Regions from separate parts of the Homo sapiens genome. Here region 1 is linked to region 2. The links are chromatin contacts, found by Hi-C or POLR2A ChIA-PET in ENCODE. All regions are on one chromosome and are shown on one strand. Each heading gives the region's core, a stretch centred on a gene start or an enhancer-like site at or near the end of the contact. The rest is flanking DNA. Distances are from core to core; before and after follow the strand shown.

Region 1 (4,602 bases), core at 2,083-4,582, 3.2 Mb after region 2:
AGGAAGTTAATTCCAGCTCCGTGGATGACTTTGTGGGTTTCAGTACTTCAGCTGGGAAAGTCACTGCAGATGTGGTAGAAATAGCAAGAGAACTAGAATTAGAAATGGAGCCTGGCGATGTGACTGGATTGCTGCAGTCTCTTGACCAAACTTGAACGGATGAGGAGTTGCTTCTTAGGGAAAAACAAAGAAAGTGGTTTCTTGAGATAGAATCTATTCCTGGTGAAGATTCTGTGAATAACGTTGAAATGACAACAAAGGATTTAGAATATTACATTCACTGATAAAGCAGCAGCAAGGTTTGAGAGGATTGACTCCAATTTTGACAGAAAATGCCATCAAACAGTGTCACATGCTACAGAGAAATCTTTTGTGAAAGGAAGAGTCCATTATGTGGCAAACTTCATTGTCTTATTTTAAGAAATTGGCATAGCAATTTCTTGCTGTGGGGTTGCCACAGCCACCCTGACCTTCAGCAATCACTACCCTGATCAGTCAGCAGCTGTCAACATCGAGGCACGATTCCCCAGCAGCAAAAAGATTACAACGTGTGCTAAAGGCTCAGATGGTCATTAGCATTTTTCTTAGCAATAAAGCACTTTTCAATTAAAGTATGTACATTTTTAGACATAATTACATCGTACACACAATAGACTACATATAGTGTAAACATAAATTTACGTACACTGGGAAACAAAATATTTTTATGACTTGCTTTATTATAGTTATCTGGAACTGAACCTTCAATATCTCTGATGTATACCTGTACTTTTGATTCTCAGGATACATTCTTCTAAAAAATATTGCTGATTTAAGGGGTCAGATATGTCCTGGGAGCCTGTGGCTACTGATCCTATTGCCTCGGTCATCAGCCCTCCTGTTTTCCTAGGTGACATAGAGGGCTTGTAGGGTGGCTGTAGGGTGGTGGAAAAAGAAGCAGAACTGAATTCCAGGGCTGACTTTGCTGCTTGTTAGCTGGGTGACCTTGGGAAAACCACTTAACCTTTCTGGCCCTTACTTTCCTCATGGGAAATAAGATTAAAAATGTATGCGAAGGCTTAATATTGACAAGCTCTATTGAGTTTGAGATTTGACCTTAGAGTTTTTATTAATAGACCTGCCATTTGCTAAGCAAATTTTCTAGATAAAGATGTATACCTGGATGCATGTCATAGTACAGTCCCTGTTTGCCCAAGGTGAAGTTAATTTTATGTGATGGGGCAGAGTTAATCCTTGTTAGGCAAATGATGCAGTCTTCTCCGGAGTAGAAAACTGTGTAGACAAGAACAGCTTACCTACCTCTTAAGGCCATAGTTATTTATTTAGCATAAACCAAATACATGGTGATAAGGGAGATACAGTAAGATCTTTTGGAAGTCTTTTTATGGAAACTGATGTGTATTGAAGGTAGAAGACAAGCAATGGCGGAATGTTGTGTATGTCCAACCAGTGCACAAAAGTGGGAGTGGGTACCTCTAATGGGAGAGATCACTGGGGGCTTCCCGGAGGACGGGGTTCAAACTCTGCCTAAAGGATAAGGATAAGAGGATTTGGACTAGGAGGGAGGGCATTCCAGGTAGCTTAGAGGATTTGACCAAGCTTTTGTACAACATCTGTCATTCCACCCAGATGTTCTGCTGGCCATCATTTGCTCCCTGATGCCTTTAGTTTCTTGCCATTGCATTGGTTGGACTCTGCTTCTTGACTTCACATTGGGGCATGTGTTTTATTTTATTTTATTTTATTTTTAAGACGGAGTCTCGCTCTGTCACCCAGGCTAGAGTGCAGTGGTGCGATCTCGGCTCACTGTAACCGCTGGCTCCTGGGTTCAAGCGATTCTCCCGCTTCAGCCTCCTGAGTAGCTGGGATTACAGGTGCCCGCCACCACACCCAGCTAATTTTTGTATTTTTAGTAGAGACGGGGTTTCACCATGTTGGTCAGGCTGGTCTCAAACTCCTGACCTCGTGATCTGCCTGCCTCGGCCTCCCAAAGTGCTGAGATTACAGACGTGAGCCACCGGGCCCAGCCAGGGCATGTATTTTTACAGTAAACTCTGGGAAGCCAAGATGGAAAATAAAGCCCTTACTGGCTTAAACCAGGCTGAGGGAGATGGTCTCTTGAGTAAACACCATGCCTCGCTTTCTGTTTAAGCGTATCTTTTCTTTTCAAGCCTGCTCCTTCTGTGTAAGTGTATTTTTCAAAGTGTGACTCCACATCCTTTCAGAAAGTCCTTCGTATCCCATCAAGGGAGTAAGGTGATGGGTGAGAAGCTACTCTAAATAAATTAAGGGTAGTATCTGTTTTGGCTTCAAAGGGCAAAGGATCAAGGTTAGGGCAAGTAGAAATTTCTCCCTCTTGATTTTAAGTGAAATTTTTTATTTTTATTTTTATAAGACCCTAATTGCCTGCTTCATACCTAGAAGGCCAGAAACATTCCTGGATGTTGGACTAGCAAGCCAGAGAACAATCTAAGCAATGCCATTTCACTGGCCCCTTCTTCACCAGAACCCTTCCCCCAATAGTCCCATGCCCAAACACACGCACTCTTCACAGTATCCTCTTGTGCATGCTGCTTGCTTTGAGGGTGGTGCAAGTGCTATTGGGTGTCATTTTATATTACAGTTGTAATGCCCACGTGCCGCTGGAATCTTTGTATCTTAGTCACAGACTTCTAGAGTGTCTGAGCTGGAAGGAACCTTCATTCTCAGCCCCTTGTTTTACAGATGGGGAACTGAAAGCCCCCAGGTTGCCTGACTGTAAGTTGAGGTCTGTCTTCACCAGTTCATGGTTTGTTTTCAGTATCTGAGCAATAACAGCTGCTAATTATTGAGGCCCTGTGCTGAGTGCTTTTCATGCATCATGTCACTTATTTTTCATAACAACTGTATGAGGAAGGTATGACCATCATCTCTCCTTTAAGGTTAGAGAGGTTGAGTAATGTGTTTAGAGTTGGGTGTTGGAGCTGGGTGTTAGCAAAGATTTGAACTCAGTATACGGTGGCACTGGGGCACTGGCTCCTAACTGGTAGGCTGTGCTGCACTGTGTTTGCCAAGTGAGGCTGCCTCTATTCCCACTTCTTCCCTCACTTCCCATCGTCTTTCTTTTTCACTGCCCCACCAGGGATCTTGCTCTCAACTTGCCAAGGTAGGATTCCGACCATGGCTACCATGATGACTTGGAAGCCTGGACTCCAAAGGAAGGAGTTCCAAAGCCTTGATCAATGGAACAGAGGCATTGTCCTTGGGACCCGAAGGAGCTGATACCACGTCACTTATACCAGGATCCTTGCTGGTTAATTCACATAGGGCGGTGGAGGACACAGTGCAGTCTCTGTTTGCACTGGCTTATGGGAGACTGAGCAAGATAGAGTAGAGAGAAAGTAGATGAAAGGTGCCATGAAAGCCATCCTCAGCTCAAGCCTGTGTCTTCTTAGCAGGGGTCATTGCATCCTCTTTATTATCAAAGGGTGTGATCCTAATACGCTTATGAGACAGCCAGTGTAGATGTGATATCAAGCCAGCTCGGCCCTCCCTGGAGCCTCCATCATATGCATCTATGTGTCCCCCTTCATTACTTTCCGATTCCTTTTCCCCCTCCTACAGCAATAGCCTGAAGGATATTTTTAGGCCCCAGTGAGGCTGTGATCACTGACCCTTGGCTTCTGAAAATTTTTACACCGTTTTGAAGGGATGTGCATACTCAGGAATACAGCTATTTTTGAATCTGTACTAGAGATTCTAGGCTGTATCCTCCATGGGGGCTTATTTTTTAAGTTTGAGCAGAAAATATTCCAAGGGACATTGGTAGTGTAATGGATGATGAGCCTGTATGCTGATGCTGATTAGGCCAGAGTGGGTCCAGACTGCTCTGGCCATCCTTGACCGGAGGAAGAACTAGTACGTCCACCTTGCCTCAAGGGGAGCAGATCTGTCAATGGCTCAAAGCCTGGAGTGCAGTTCCTACTAGCTCCACCTGGAGTCTTAAAAGAGGAACAGATCAGCATGGAGGAGATCTTTGGGTCCTGGGCATTTTGCATTTTTTAAGGGTATAGAGTCATACTTTTATAGTTCAACAACATTGACAAGAATGGATGTTTTGAGTCCGTTGGTTAACCTTGGATTTGAAAAGAGGAAGAAAAACAGAAACCACACATTAGCAGGGCAGCACTGAGGTTACAGTCATGTTACCATAGACGCCAGGCTTGAAGAGCCGTTTGGGGACAACAGAGCACAACACTGGAAAAATAAATTTTTTAGAGACAGGGTTCCGCTCTGTCACCCAGACTTGAGTGCAGTGGTGCTCACTGTAACCTCAAGTTTTTGGGCTCAAACAACCCTCCCATCTCAGCCTCCTGGGTAGCTAGGATTACAGGTGTGGGCCACCATACCCAGCTAATTTTTTATTTTTTATTTTTGTAGAGATGGAGTCTTGCTGTGTTGCCCAGGCTGGTCTCAAACTCCTGGCCTCAAGTGATCCTCCTACCTTGGCCTCCCAAAGCTCTGGGATTACAACTGTGAGCCACCAGTTGTAATTTTTTTTTTTTTTTTTTTCCCGAGACAGAGTCTCACCCTGTTGCCCAGGCTCGAGTACAGTGGCACAAT
Region 2 (5,078 bases), core at 2,188-4,687:
TATTTATTTTGAGACAGAGTCTTGCTCTATTACCCAGGCTAGAGTGCAGGGGCATAAACATGGCTCACAGCCTCTACCTCCTGGGCTCAAGCGATTTGCCTGCCTCAGTCTCTTCCAGAGTAGCCAGGACCATAGGTGCGCACCAACTGGCTAACTTTTTTTTTTTTTTTTTGGTAGAGGTGGGGTCTTGCCATGTTGCCTAGGCTCAAATGATCCTCCTGCCTTGGCCTCCCAAAATGCTGGGATTACAGGCGTGAGCCACCATGCCTAGCCACCTATAGCTTTCTTGCTGCATCCACTTCTCTTCAACTAAATGGTAAAGAACTACCTTGTATGTGGTTCTTTAATTGCAACAACTGTGCAAGGAAATTTCATCCATGGAAGGGCTGGATTTGCCCTGGGATTTCTGGCATGGCCTGAGAGACACTTCTTCCTTAGTGATGAGAATAACTGGAATAGAGAGAAGGGACCTAACGCATATGAAGCGCCCAACAAGTGCCAAACACCTTCTATATTTAAATTTTACCAGGCTGGGCATGGTGGCTCATGCCTGTAATCCCAGCATTTTGGGAGGCTGGGCAGGCAGATCACTTGAGGTCAGGAGTTCCAGACCAGTGTGGCCAACATGGTGAAACCCTGTCTCTACTAAAAATACAAAAATTAGCCAGACGTGGTGATGGGCACCTGTAGTCCCAGCTGCTTGGGAGGCTGAGGCAGGAGAATTGCTTGAGCCTCGGAGGTGGAGCTTGCAGTGAGCCGAATCCGAATCGTGCCATTGCACTCCAGCCTGGGCAGCGAGAGCGAAACTCCGTCTCAAAAAAAATTTTTTTTTCTACCATAAGCCTTTGAGGTAGGTATCAACCAGTAGTCATATTTTGTAACCCCTCTTGAGGCTCAGAGGGGTTAAGTAACTTGCTCAAGGTCTTTATAGTTAAACTGCCAAACTAGGAGTGAAGTTAGGGCTGGTTGATGACAAGTTTGTGGTCTAAACCATGTAGCTAAGAAGGGAGAGGCGCCTTTGCTTTTTTAAAGGTGCAGGCTTTCCACCCGTCTTTGGTTGAAAGGTTTCTTTCAATCTACAAACATTTGCTGAACTCCTTTATGTGTGAACCTCTCTGGAATTAGGACATATAAAAGTTTCACAAAGTCCTTGTATTCAGCTCTTCTGATTCTTTGAGTCCACGATTTGTTGGTATTTATTCTTCAGATACTGAGCATCTACTGTGTCAGCTCAGAAATGTAGAGGACATTGGCCTAGGAGCTGGACATGGAAGAGACTAATATATAGAATCTAGAGCAAAAAACGGTTCTAAGGCCTGCCACCATCATTACCTCCTGCTAGTCCCCTTCAAGTCTTTGAGGCCTTTCATGGGGGGCTTCTGGATGAGGCTGTTCCTAAGGGGACATAGGGAGGAGTTTTCTCGGCATCTTTCACCATTTATTGTGGTTAGCACAGTCATCATAAACACCTGGCAAGAGCACTAAGCTTGGGAAATGAGACAGGCACACAATGAATTAACAAAAACAGGGAAAGATTTCGAAGGAGGAGAAATTGCTTATGAAAAATTAATGGGAAAACATCCTAAAGCTTGTGATCCACTTCTTTGCACTTTATGGTTTCTAGGTGGCTTTTGTACTTGGAGAAACACTGTGGTTCAGAACATTCTAGGCCAGAGGAAAGGGCTGATTCATAATCCCAAAATTGCTGCCAGTTTACTGTGTGATTCCAGGTGAATTATTCAACCCTATTTATGTGTCAGCTCAGAAATGGAGTGATGTCAGTTTTGTCAGAATGTTTTTGGTGGGATCTCTGGTAAATGTTGAATGACAGCTATGCAATGTGTGGAACAGAACACTTTTGCTTTCTTCTTTGGGTCAGAATTTGACACATGGCTCAGAATTTGACACACAGCAGAGAACCCTTGGGAATCTGTGGTTTTCTGGGGTTAAAAAGAAAGCAAGAGACACCTGTTATTTGCATGGTGCTCTGTGTTCCCTGGTTTACAAAGCATTTTCAGATATCATCGCAACTGATCCTTACCACACCTGTGAAGGGGGAACTCACGTCCCCATTTTATAGACGAGGAAACAGGTCATAGAGTCAATGTAATTCAATAGTGCTTTATTTTTTATTTTTATATTTTGCCTCAGCTATGCACAGTTTTTTCATCTCAATACTTTGTGATAAGTGACCATCACAAATGTCATCACCAAACCACCAAAACACAACCTTCTTTTCTGGGGGCACCTCTTAGCCCCGCACAGACCTTAAACCCAGAGTCGACAGCACACAGCTGTGTATCACCACACATTCCAAACAAGCCACCACACCAAGAAATCTTCTTCGTGTTTATTATGCAGCAATGTCTGGGAGTACTTTGGAATGGACTGGCTTCTCTAAAGAAAGTTATTTGTGTTCATTTGGGGGATCGCCAGCTAAGATTCAACGTTGTTTTTTTTTTTTTGTATCTGTGAGAGTAGGAAGGCCGTGAAAACAGAGGTTGTTTAGAGAATTGGCCTGGGACAATAACCATTTAGAAGCTTTAGGCACGTAACCAGTTAAGTGTCCATCGACATGAAACTGATTGAATACAATCTCCTCTGTTTGGGGGTGGTGGTGATTGTGAACTGTAGGGCCCTGTTCCCCCATGGACAAAGGAAGCCCCTCACTCCTAAAGGTCCCTTTTCCCAGCAGAACAGGCCCTGCATATACAGTGCCCGTCTAGAGCCAGGGCCTCCATCTGGGTGTTGGACAGTTGGTTCTGCTCAGCCCAGTTTTGGGGTAAACGATGACGCAGTTAGGGTGGCCTAGGAAGGGAGTTTTTCTACCTCTGTCCCCAGCTGGGTCTCTGGCGAGGCGGGAAGCACCCGGAATCTTCCTGGCCCTAGAGCCTGCAGGCTCCAGGCCGGCCCCTTGAATCTCACCGCGAGGAAGGCACCCTGCTGCCTGCACTTATTTGCATCCAAGAGTTTGCATTGAGACTGGCGCTTGCCTACTAGGGCAGCCACAGGGGGGTTCCCCAGGGACAGAGGTAGGGAAGGAGGACCTGTCTTGGGGTGGACAGGTGACGGGGTACCCTGGGTGGGGGAAGAGGTGCTGGGGAGAGGCTAAGCCCCAGCCCCCACTCTAATTCTCTAACAGCCCCTGGTCCGCATTTGAGTGCAGGCCTCTGCCTCAGCCAGGACCCTGACCCCAGGGCCCTCCACTTCCAGCAAGGCCCCCCACCCTCCCTCCCACTCCCACTCCCTTTCCCCTCCCCCTCCCCCCCAATTCCCGCTGGCCCCGCAGCGCTCCAGCCTCCCCGGGCCTCCCCCGGCCCGGCCCACTCGGCCTTGCTAGCCTGGCGCTGGGGGCGGGCACCAGCCCCCACCCCTCGGCGTACCATCCCCTTTACTTCCCCCACCCCCTGTCCCCTCCCTTCCCTCCCTTCCCCCCCGTGGCGAGGCAGCAGCGACGGCGGCGGCGGCAGCGGCGGTCGCGGCTGAGGCTGAGGAGGAGGCGGCGGCGGCGGGCGGGGCTCGGCTCGGGCTCCGCGGGCGGGCGGGCGGACATGGCGGCCAACATGTACCGGGTCGGAGGTAGGCAGGCTCGGCCCGACCCGGCCCGTGTGGGAGCGGGTTCCGGGAGCGGGGGGCCGGGGCGAGTGCACGCCAACTGCCGGGAGCCAAGGGCGCCGGGGCTGAGGTCGCAGTGGGCTGGGGCGCCGGGGCCCGCAGAGGGGCCGGGACTCCCCACCCCCACCCATCCCTTCCCCTCCCCCCACGCGGGCTCGCGAGGGCCCGGGGCCACCTTCACCCTCGCACCCCGCCCAGTGTTTAGGGCCAGGCCTCTACTTGGGGGTACGAATTACCAGACACCCCCCTCCACGAAACCCTCATCGGGGTAGGGCCCGTCGAGCCCCCTGAGAAGGTGGCCTTCTTGCGTGGCTTCTAGGCGCTGGAGAGGATGAGGGGACATCCCCTCTCCTGCTTCTTCCCCACTCAGTGGGAGCCTGGGGTGGGGGTGGGGGTGGGGGCGGTGGGGGCCCAGCCAGGGGCCCAGCTGGACGGGCCTGTTTGCGTGCCGGGGCCCTGCACCTCCCCTTCCTCGGCCCCCCTCCTTTTCGTTTCTGGTCCAGTCCCCCACGAATGGGGCTTCGTGGGAGCTGGGAACCTCAGCCGGAGGTGGGGAGTTGAGCTCTGCCTGGACGTTTGCTCTGCTGCCTGCCTCCTTCCCAGTCTTCTGCGGAAGAGAGAAATAAGGTCAAACAAACTTTCTCCCTACTCACGACGCCCTCCTCCCTCTTTCCTGGTAAAATAATAATTCAGATAAGTGGCGTGTTTGTATGAGAGACTGGCTCTTCCTTCTCTGCTCATTAGCCGAGCTTCTGATGGATGGTGGTGGGAATGGCCTGGCTAAATGAGGCCACTTTGCAGAAGAGAGCGGCGAAAGAGCCACTAAGATAGACAATAACAATGCAGCTGCCTTTCGGATAAACACACAGTGGGAAGTTTCCAGCAAGCCTATTAGATGAGAGGAAAAGCCACACTTGAAAAATTTTATCCTTTTAGTTGAAAGCCTGCAGCAATTTCTTAATCACAAGACATTAAATGGATCTGGATTAAATATGGTAAAAGGGTAAAAAAGATGCTGATATCACCCCCAGAACACTTTGCCTCTTAGAAGTGATCCCCCGGCCCCCTTTTTTCCTCATCTTCCCAGGTAAAACTGTGGAAAAGTTTGTCAGCGTTCTTCCTCTTAACCTGTTCTGCTCATCTGATTTTTTTTTTTTTTTTTAAGTAGTGATTGAAATGTAGGTTGGACTGTGAAGCCTTTCTCCCTGCTCTGAATGTGTCTTAGGTCAATAGTTTTATGTGAGAAGCAGCCTGCAGGGCAAATTGTATTGGAGGAAAAAGATGTGGAAGTAGTTATAGTACAGAGGACACATGTTTAGCGTGCCCTGACTACACAGTGATAAGAGGTGTCTTTTTTGTTTATTATTAAAGAAATGACGTATTGGGACAGAAGTCTAGGAGAAACTGATAAAACATTAATTGAAATGAAAATGCCAAGAAAATAAAGGTCTGTGAATAGTAGG

The links. Hi-C counts contacts between places; a loop is a spot of excess contacts on that map. ChIA-PET counts read pairs that join two places held with the same protein, here RNA polymerase II (POLR2A).
Region 1: a loop to region 2 is called in a map of OCI-LY7, with 18 times the contacts of the local background. The contact joins the enhancer-like site here to the promoter of MTA3 in region 2. A Hi-C loop is called at or near these places in 1 of 168 maps with a recorded cell type or tissue (OCI-LY7). POLR2A ChIA-PET finds 5 or more read pairs at or near these places in 1 of 52 experiments (H1).

The regions. Positions count from the first base shown.
Region 1 is chr2:45,725,924-45,730,525 of GRCh38, forward strand. The region is part of intron 1 of PRKCE (protein kinase C epsilon); the gene reads left to right. Among named protein-coding and RNA genes, the nearest start is that of PRKCE-AS1, 53 kb to the left of the region's middle. RefSeq lists enhancers at 3,814-3,893, 4,274-4,413. Within about 2 kb of position 3,333, at least 5 of the 41 ENCODE cell types and tissues checked have a DNase peak (open chromatin) inside an H3K27ac peak, as active enhancers do; they include OCI-LY7, where a contact is called at or near this core.
Region 2 is chr2:42,565,195-42,570,272 of GRCh38, forward strand. MTA3 (metastasis associated 1 family member 3) reads left to right here and starts at 3,438. Exons shown (of 17, transcript NM_001330442.2): 1 at 3,438-3,579. The coding sequence starts at 3,552. RefSeq lists an enhancer at 2,686-2,825 and silencers at 3,066-3,115, 3,176-3,225, 3,496-3,655, 3,716-3,795.